Linked DNA regions of Homo sapiens: region 1 is linked to region 2. The links are chromatin contacts, found by Hi-C or POLR2A ChIA-PET in ENCODE. All regions are on one chromosome and are shown on one strand. The core of a region is the stretch at or near the end of the contact, and the rest is flanking DNA. Distances in the headings are between cores, read along the strand shown.

Region 1 (5,123 bases), core at 646-3,145, 41 kb after region 2:
ACGTTTTTTTCTCCCACTTATACTTGTGGCATAATCCAGAGGAAGAAGGGCAGCTGCGGAGTCCCAGCAGTGTTGCGGGTATCAGGGCAGCCAGTGAGAGGATGGAGGAGAAACCCAGGAGAGGGCAGAGGAGGAGGGACAGCTGTGCCCACCTGGTCCTTTCATTGTTGTCTGCCTCTGCCCTTGCAGTTAGAAAAAGAGTGTTCTGTGTATAGAAGCCTTTGCAAGTAGCATAGTTAGGAGTCTTTCGGTCCAGGAATTGAAGGTGCTAAAGCAGGAGGAAAACATACATAGAAGAAAGGAAATGTCCACATAAGTAAGTGTATTAGTCTGCTAGGGCTGCCGTAACAAAAGACCATAGACTGGGTGGCTTCAACAACAGAAGTTTATTTTATTTTCTCACAGTTCTGGAGGCGGGAAGTCCAAGATCAGGGTGCTGGCAGGGCTGGTTTCTGCTGAGGCCTCTCTTCTTGGCTTGCAGACAGCTGTCTTCCCTGTATGTCGTCTTCTCTGTACACAAACATCCCTGTGACCTCTTCCTCTTCTTTTAAGGACACTCAGTCCTATTGGATTAGGGCCCCATGCTTATGACCTTTTTGGGTTGTTTTTTGTGTTTGTTTTGAGATGGGGTCTTGCTCTGTCACCCAGGATGGAGTGCAGTGGCACGATCATGGCTCCCTACAGCCTCGACTTCCTGTCTCCAAATGTAGTCGTATTGGGGGATTAGGATGTCAATATAGGGGTTTTGAGGGGATGCAGTTCAGTCCATTATATACAGTAAGCCACTTCTAGACCCAGTCTGAAGTCCTGAGCATTCAGCTGGTATCTGGAGTGGATCACCTAAGAAACATTACAGAACAATATAGGCCTCTGGTATTTAAAATAGTTTAATTACGTCACAGGGTAGTCCTGAATTCTTTCCTACTTCAGCCAGTCTTGGCCAGCCGAGTTTCAGGGTAGTGATGAGCACTGATGAGGTGACTCCCCCTTCTCCAAACTCTTCCTTTGCCACTGTCCCAAGAAAACCATAAAGGGGAAGTTTAAATGATGGATGTAATTTTCCTGACTTGGGCTGGGCGCAGTGGCTCACACCTGTAATTCCAGCACTTTGGGAGGCTGCGGTGCGCAGATCACCTGAGGTCAGGAGTTCCAGACCAGGCTGGCCAACATGGTGAAACGCTGCCTCTACTAAAAATGCAAAAAAAAAAAAAAAAAAAAAAAAATAGCCAGGCATGGTGGCACACGCCAGTAATCCCAGCTACTTGGGAGGCTGAGGCAGGAGAATTACTTGAACCTGGGAGGCAGAGGTTGCAGTGAGCTGAGATCTTGCCACTGCACCCCAGCCTGGGTGACAGAGACTGTCTCAAAAATAATAATGATTTCCCTGTCTTATGTTTTTCTACTACACAGCTTATTATCTCTGGGCAGGAGCTTTCCCAGGGTCGGAGGGGCAAGGGTCTAGTTGTGAGGGAGAGAGGTGAAAGCAAAAGGGAAATGCTAAATGACATGGCACAGCAAGCAAGGTCTAGGCAGCTGCGCCTTTGATAACAAGCTGCTTGAAGAGAAAGACCAGATCGGCTGAGTGAAAGCACTGTCCATCCTCCCCACCCCTTCCTTCCTGCTTCCTCCTCTTCCCATCTCCTCCAGCTTCTCCTTAAAGGGACTACCGAATGATGATTTCCTTGCCAGTAGGACCTTGACATAAAACCCAGCCCACAACATCACAGTTGATTTTCAAGGGATGAGCTTCTCAGAAACCAGAATTTAATTACTTAATTTTGAGTTTCCAAACAATAAAATATATTATTAAATTGATTTGTTTTCCACACGTAGTGGAGATTTTCATGGTGTGCTACCTGTCGGTCAAACGGCTGATGAATGAGTATGTCGCAAAAACTCTAGGTGGGAATATGACACATGAGGAATGGAATTTGTGCTTCAGCTCTTCCCAGCATCTTCTTGGGCTGCACAAGAGTTGGTAGTCTTTCATCTCCTAAGGACTGAAGGGCCATTTAGAATCACACCTGTTTTGAGTTTATAGTCACGCTTCTGAAACTTTCTCTCTTACAGCCTTATCTGACCTCAATCAAGCTACCCCTGTTCATTTAAATACTTTAGGTCTTGGCTATTGGTTTAGCTTAACATTTGATTGCCATAAATAAGAACTACAGAAAGCGTGACTTGTAAAATTGTAGACCCAGAAAAATTAGGGAACAATCTCATAATACTAATGAAACCTTTTTTCCCATAAAATAAATACATAATTAGATATAGAAGATTTTTTTTTTGGTTTAAGCTATCTTTTCCTATTTCTATCTTAAATAATTTACAACTCTCCTTTAATCCAGGCAATTATCAATTCTATAATAAAATAACAACAATGGGTACTGTGTATTAAACTCTAAACTAGGGTCCTTCATCTCATTTGAATTTTGAAATGACTCCATAATATATTGTTATACTCATGCTGTAGTTATAGATAAAGAACGAGGGCTGACCTTTGACAATCACAATCAAAAAAAACAAAACAAAAGAAGTGAAGGCTGAGCGAAGTAACTCACCCAGCAAGATGCAATTCGTATAGGGTAGAGTCCCCTGTCTCCCGATAATGCTTTGCCCCACACCTGAAAGTCTTGATCTGGTTCCCATTACCCCTCAGACTTTGGGTCCCCAGTAGAACCTTTGCACTTGCAGTTCTCCTTCCTAATGGGCTCAGGGAAACTCACATGACTGCCTGGAGGCTGTTTCTGCACCTGTAGATGGGAATGGGCAAGTCTCTCCCGACTCACTTGTCTCATAGTGTTGTTGAAAGGCTCAGGTGTGATCATTACAGTGAAATAAGGAAAGGCAGGGAAGAATCTCCATCGTTCTCCAAATACGAAGAATGAAATGCAATTTTTTTTTTTTTCTTTTTGAGACGAAGTCTCACTCTTGTCACCCAGGCTGGAGTGCAGTGGTGCCATCTCGGCTCACTGCAACCTCTGCCTCCCAGGTTCAAGCGATTCTCCTGCCTCAACCTCCCGAGTAGCTGAGATTACAGGCACCTGCCACCATGCCCAGCTAATTTGTGTATTTTTAGTAGAGATGGAGTTTCACCATGTTGGCCAGGATGGTCTCGATTTCTTGACCTCGTGATCTGCCCACCTCGGCCTCTCAAAGTGCTGGGATTACAGGCGTGAGCCACAGCGCCCGGCCACAAATAAGTTTATACCCTTGTAGTCATGGCCTTTCTTTTATCTTTCTGGTAATGAATAAAAATGAAGCATATAAGTGACAGAGAAACCAGCTACTTGATCAATAGTGGCATTGTTTCACAATTGTCTGTATTGGATTTTGCCAACCCACTAGAGAGTTACCAAAGCACATTTCTGACATAACTATGATTGATTTTTTTTTAATTTTTGACTAAATATGTTACTTTGACTAAATTGGTTACTTCATTGCATAATGGTGACCATTTACACTTTTCAGATAGGTACAAAAAATCTGTGTATTCTAGCTGGCCATGAAAGAGTAGCAAGCCTGTTATTTTTAAGAAAAAAGCTCGAGTAGTTACTGTATTTGTATCATTTTGGAAATCTCTCATTTTTCTAATCAGCAAAATGGGGATAATGTAAATAACAATAACCCTGACCTCACAGGGTTCTTGGGATTAAATGAGATATGGTGCATACAACGTGCTTAGCATGGCGCCTGGAGTATGGTCAGAACTTAACAAACACAAGTTATAAATGAGGTCCCGAAATACAAGAAATTCACTTCCTCAGAAACCTTCCTTGAGCCTGGCTACATCTATAGCTACATTTTCTACATGTTAAATGCCTCCCTCAGAAGTGTCACTGTTGGAGTTGCCAGGGCACCAATTTATTACTTTGAAAATAGATAAATAAAAGAATCAAGACAAAAGAAAAAGGTGCTACCAAAGAAGACATTCTGTCTTACACTGGATCACACGAGATGTGGATATTTGGCCCGGAACTGCTCACATGGGTCAGCAAGCCTGAGAATGACCGTGGAGAGAAATGGCTGGGGCTGCAGGACTCAGCCAAGCCTGGCACGCGTGTCTTCCGGGCACCGGAGCAGGACGTTGTCTGAAAACATGAAGAATGAAATGGAAGTAATGTAATACCTGGGGTCGGGGCTGGGGGAAGCTTTCTAAGTACAGGCAGGGTCTTTCTATGTTGCCCAGGGTGGTCTTGAACTCCTGGCCCCAAGCGATCCTCCCACCTCGGCTTCCCAAAGTGTGGGGATTGCGAGTGTGGGCCACTGTGCCTGGCCTAATTACTGATTTTAAATATTAATCTTTCTAAAAGTCAAACTCCAGAACTGTGCATGTAGAACTATTCAATTTCTGTATATAACTATAGAAATATATATTAGACGGGCCGGGCGTGGTGGCTCATGCCTGTAATCCCAGCACTTTGGGAGGCCGAGGCGGGCAGATCACGAGGTCAGGAGATCGAGACCATCCTGGCTAACACACGGTGAAACCCCGTCTCTACTAAAAATACAAAAAATTAGCCAGGCGTGGTGGCGGGTGCCTGTAGTCCCAGCTACTCGGGAGGCTGAGGCAGGAGAATCGCTTGAACCCGGGAGGTGGAGCTTGCAGTGAGCCGAGATCGCGCCACTGCACTCCAGCCTGGGTGACAGAGTGAGACTCCATCTCAAAGAAAAAAAAAAAAAAATATATATATATATATATATGTATATATTTATATATGTATATACACACACACACACATTAGATAAGCACATTGTTTATATAGGAATCAAAAATTACCTGTGAGTAATTTTTATTTATGTAATTTAATAATTACATAAAAATTATTTGCAGAGGTTACCTCTGGAAGCAGTATTAGAAGTGGAGGACTTTTTTCTTCTATGTTGAAAATATTTTAAGTAAATTTTTAAAAACGAATAGAAATTTAATCAGGAACAGGCTTTCTACCATTAAAAAACTTTATAGTCTTCTTTACAAAAGAAGAGAAATAATTGTACTTGTTCAGTCATTCAAGGCCACTGAAATAATTGGCATAGCTTGAGCTCTGTAGTACTGTCACAATATGCAAACACAGTGTGGTAATTTTTATAGTAATTGAACATGACTTACGTCTTAGAAAGTC
Region 2 (5,060 bases), core at 2,445-4,944:
AAGGGCTGGGGAAAGCAGTCCTCACCCTCTCTCACTTCCCCAGCACGTCAGGTGGGAAGCTCTGGCTTAGGAAATTACTGAATCATAGGAGTTCTCATTTTTGATGTTGTTGTGATGGGATCATGTTGCTATTGGATGATTATTCTGTTATTTTGTGTTATCTATGGGGGTAAAGGAGATGGGCAGATAAATAAAAGCTTATCAAAGTGCTTAAAATCCATGAAGATGGGCTTCATTTGGTACAGCTACACAGTGATAGCCTTCCGTTGGTACCGTCAGTGGCCTAAATTTGACTTCTTGTCTTTGGGAGTGCTCCTAAATTTGGTTTAGAACAAAAAAGAATTCTTACAACCTAGCAGATCCCATGGCAAGCAAAGAAAAAAATATTCTAACCCATCATTATCGTCATCATTAGTGCAAAGTGATCTGAGCTTAAACAGCATACATTATCATAATTTTTTATAATAAACCATGTTGCTTTATTGTGCAAACAAGCAATAGATAGATAAAAAGTGCAGATTCTTGCCTTGATATTTACATACTTCATCTAATATTGGACACAATGTTTTTTCAATCAGCATTTTTTGAATTCTTCCTGCATGTGAGGCACAGAGATTTTAGGATGAGCAGGTGTGAGACGCATGGGTTTGAATAGCACAGAGGTATCTGGAGAGCACTGTGTTGGTATTCTGAATGCCCTCAGAGCCCAGGGGGATAACAGCTCATTATGCCTGGGGTAGAACTTACCCAGGATGTGGAAGAAGAGGGGATTCTTCAAAAAGAGCTCAGCCTCTGAACTGGCAAAACAGTGAGTTTTGACTCAAAGGCACCAAAGTACTAATACATGACATCCTCTCCTGGGGTGATCCGATGTGGCTGGAGTTGGATGAGGGGGGGTGGCTGGGGATGGGAATGGGAATGGGATTGGGATAGCAGGACAGGGTCACATGGCCAAGGATCTTGAAGACCATCTCATGGAACTTGAATCTGATCTCTACACACTGGGGAGCCACGGTAGGGTGGGTTTTTTGTTTGTTTGTTTCTTGGTTTTTTGTTTTTTTGGTTTTAAATAAGGAGGAGAAGAATGTGGTCTGATGTGTATTTTAGAAAAATAGCTCTGGCAGCAATATGGAGAATGTTTAGTGAAAAGAGAACCAGGCCCAGAGAGGTGGGTTAATTCAGCTCGGGCCAGAGGCAATCAAGGTCCGCACTTTGGCCACAGAAGTAGATACAGAGAGTGGGGGTGAATTGCAGACATACTCTAAAAGTATCCTCCTACCGTGGGGGCCGGGGGAAGGGACCGTTCTAGCTTGGTGACTCTGGCTAGTGATGCCATCGGTCATGGAAAGGACACGGGAGAAGGCAGATTGGCAGAGCCAGAAATGAGCCTGGCTTGAACAGAGAGAGCTCAGAGGGTTAATAGGATCTAAGGAATAGTCTGTGTCTCCACTGGAAATACAGACACAGTGCTTCAAAGAAAGAGGCAGGAAGGTCACCCTGGTGGGTTTAAGGATATGGGTGAAGGCAGTCGTTAAACAAGAGACACAGGGATAGCTGGAAATCAGTGAGAAGACAGTGAAGGAAGACACCCCTGAAACACCCACGTTAATGCAGCCGACTCCTAGCAGGGGTGCCTTCCAGGAGGCGGGAAGGAAGGAGCAGCGGCATGGCAGAGAACGTCCAGAAAAATCCCACAGACACCGCTCGTAGCAGTGTTGGCACAGGGAGAAGGGCCTGGATGAAATGGGTTCTGAATGACATTTTCAGGTCTACAGTTCAGATCAGTGGTTGCCAGGAGTTGGGGGAGGGGAAGCGTTTGACTGCAGAGGGGCAGGAGGGAACTTTTTGGGATAATGCAAATACCCTATGTTTTGACGTGGTAGTGATTCCATGGCTATATACATTCTTCCAGACTCATAGACCTATTCACGTGTGTTGCCCAGGCTGGACTCAAACTCCTGGGCTCAAGCAATCCTCCCACCTCAGCTTCCCAAGTAGCTGTGACTACAGGCTCATGCCACTGTGCCAGGCCTGTGTATAATTTAATTATACCTCAGTTAACAAAAATGGGTGCTGAAGAGCTTGCTTTATATTCGTTAGAATGGCCTCAGTCAGCCGGGTGCGGTGGCTCACGCCTGTAATCCCAGCACTTTGGGAGGCCGAGGCGGGCGGATCACAAGGTCAGGAGTTCGAGACCTGCCTGGCCAAAATGGTGAAACCCCATCACTACTAAAAATACAAAAATTTGCCGGGCGGGGTGGTGGGCACCTATAATCCCAGCTGCTCAGGAGGCTGAGGCAGGAGAATCGCTTGAACCCGGGAGGCAGAAGTTGCAGTAAGCCAAGATTGCGCCATTGCACTTCAGCCTGGGTGACAGAGCAAGACTTCATCTCTAAATACATACATACATACATACATACATACATGCATACATGCATACATGCATACATAGAATGGCCTCAGTGATGGCCACTTTACTCCTGAGCTTTAGCTGGTGAAAGCCTTGGCTTAGGGATAAGAGGGCGGCTGGACAGTGCAGGCCCAGAGAGACTGGACCATCAGGGGAGGTGAGGGGTGACGGAGGTGCCCAAACAGAGCATGAAATGGTAGAGTAGCTGAGAAGGTTAGCCTCAGTCACGATCTGTCCTGTCCTACCCTCTGAGGACTCTAAACCCCGCAGTAGTTCACCCAACAAATTCATTCACTCGGCCAATGCTGCATAAGGCACTCAGCTCGGGGCTACAGGGAGCCCCAACTTTAAGAAGCTTTCTCTGCTTCAGGTAGTTTACAGGTGGTAGACGCAGATAGAAGTGAATTAGTAAAGAGAATAGTTTGGTGTAAAAATTGTGCATTTAACTGAAACCTTAATTCACTACTGAGCATTTAATAGCCATTAAATAAAAACCAGGGCCCGCACAGTGGCTCACACTTACAATCCGAGCACTTTTGGAAGCCAAGGTAGAAGGATTGCTTCAGGCCAGGAGTTTGAGACGCCTGGGCAACATAGCCAGACTTTGTCTCTACTTAAACAAAAATTAGCCAGGAGTCATGGCACGCACCTGGAGTCCCAGCTACTCAGGAGGCTGAAATGGGAGGATTACTTGAGCCCAGGAGTTTGAGGCTACAGTGAGCTATGATCATATCATTGCACTCCAGCCTGGGAGATAGAGTGAGATCTCTGTCTCTAAAAAAATGAAATAAAATAATAAAAAACACAATATAATTTAAAATCTTTGGAGTCACTAAACAAATATACAATGTGAATCTCCTCTCACTCCAGCTAACGCCACCATATCCAACACTAGGTAAAGACCAAAGCCGTTCTGGAAAATCAGAATCTGTTGCCATGGCTCATGCCTGGACACCAGGCTGTCCGCTCCTGACGTCACTCTTTCACTTACGACTTGTTAGAAAATGAATGTGTGGAATGGCCCTGGATAGCTGCTGCAGCTCCCTGGTTTCCTGAAGTGAGCCCTCTGTGTCATTATCTGGTCTTCTCAGCCCTCAGCCGAGTTCCTCCTGTGGCCACACACGGGGTCGCAGTGAGCGTCAGTGCACAGTGATGAAATCTCCTGGAACAGTCGGGTGTGGGGCATGAGGAAGGGAGTGGTGCCTGACTACAGAAGTTCCTGGAGGTCAGGAAACTCTCACTGGAGGCGGTGGCCCTAGAGGGCTGCTTTCTATGACAGAGCAGGAAGCTGCATGTGTAGTGGGACACACGCACCAGAGGGGCCAGGATCTCCTAATAAGGACTGGTATTTATTTTTACTTGACCCCATTCTGGGCCTTGCCACAGTCTGCTGAAATGCCTTGAACATTCATCACCCGTGTGGGAGACAGGATAGTAATTTCCTGCTGAGATGACTGAGGGGACGGGGAATGGGGACACCAGGGGGACTGGCTCCTGCAGGTGGGAAAATTCTAGCAAAATGAATCACTCTTCTGCTTAGTCACCCAATGTGCACTTATTAGGGTGCTGCTGAAATACATATTCATCTATCCACTCCAGAAAGATAGTCCAAACTGAGACCTCAGGATCAGAAAGCCTCCCATTCTCCTGCAGGGTTCATTCATTTACTCAGTGAATTATTAAATGCCTACAGCACGCAGGGCCATCAGCCCCACAGCTATGAGAAAGATTCAGTCCTTCCCTCACAGGCCTTATGATAGACTCCAGTAAATAAAACCATACAGGCACAGAATGCGGCGGGCTTTATAACAAAGGCAGAAAGCCCCTCTTGTTGTGTCCTCAAGGGAGGCAGAGAAGCTCCCCTCTGGCTCTAGTTGGAGAATCCCAACCCAAGCAAGTCCATCCTTAAACAATAAACATCTCCAGCATTGCTGGCTTTGGAAGACCCCATGGTGAGATGCTGGAGCTTTTTTCCGCTCCAGATTTCGCTTCTAAATATTTACTTTTACTTTCCATGTTCACTTATAGGCCAGGGTTTTTTTTTCCTACCATTGAATTATTTCGTCATGTTCTATTTAATTATTGCTTTAATTGGCATTGGTGACCACAAATAATAATAAATACTATTAACTGGTGTAACAGCTTCACTAGTCTATTTCACTGCCCCATGCTGTTGTAACTGAAGCCCCCAGCACAAGCATTCCCAGCTCGTGGTCATCTAAGACCTTTGAGGTCATTCTTACATGCATTGCTAGTGTTTTCCATATTCCTTGATGGTAGCCAATTTTTCCTTCTTAAAATAACTTTCTTCATTCCTAGTAAGCTTCATATGTATTTTATGTATTCTTCCCTCTTTTTTATGACATGATACATATTATTGAAAGCTAGGAAATAATGCAAGATTCTTGAACGACATAATACCACTTAGTACATCTTTTTGTAAGAGATAGTTTTTCTAATACAAATCTTTGATATGGGAAGAAACAAGCAAGTTGTTTTTTAAGGTTTTCCAACCCTATATTCTACTACAAATTACCCTGTTATGGTATGCTTCCAAAATTCTTTCAAGGATTATGGTTTATAGAGTTCAATAAACCTAATAGTTTATAAAACTTCTCAAAAAATAATCTCATGCCAAAAATAATTTAGT

What was found. Hi-C counts contacts between places; a loop is a spot of excess contacts on that map. ChIA-PET counts read pairs that join two places held with the same protein, here RNA polymerase II (POLR2A). Pooled maps may share reads with other maps.
Region 1: a loop to region 2 is called in a map of PC-9, with 12 times the contacts of the local background. The contact joins two enhancer-like sites. A Hi-C loop is called at or near these places in 6 of 168 maps with a recorded cell type or tissue (K562, PC-9, Right ventricle myocardium inferior and 3 more) and 4 of 50 pooled maps. POLR2A ChIA-PET finds 5 or more read pairs at or near these places in 7 of 52 experiments (HCT116, HEK293, HepG2 and 4 more).

Annotation. Positions count from the first base shown.
Region 1 is chr6:151,080,301-151,085,423 of GRCh38, forward strand. All of the region lies in intron 26 of MTHFD1L (methylenetetrahydrofolate dehydrogenase (NADP+ dependent) 1 like), which reads left to right. Among named protein-coding and RNA genes, the nearest start is that of MIR12131, 20 kb to the right of the region's middle. Within about 2 kb of position 1,896, at least 3 of the 41 ENCODE cell types and tissues checked have a DNase peak (open chromatin) inside an H3K27ac peak, as active enhancers do; they include HCT116 and PC-9, where a contact is called at or near this core.
Region 2 is chr6:151,037,522-151,042,581 of GRCh38, forward strand. All of the region lies in intron 26 of MTHFD1L (methylenetetrahydrofolate dehydrogenase (NADP+ dependent) 1 like), which reads left to right. Among named protein-coding and RNA genes, the nearest start is that of MIR12131, 63 kb to the right of the region's middle. Within about 2 kb of position 3,695, at least 26 of the 41 ENCODE cell types and tissues checked have a DNase peak (open chromatin) inside an H3K27ac peak, as active enhancers do; they include HCT116 and PC-9, where a contact is called at or near this core.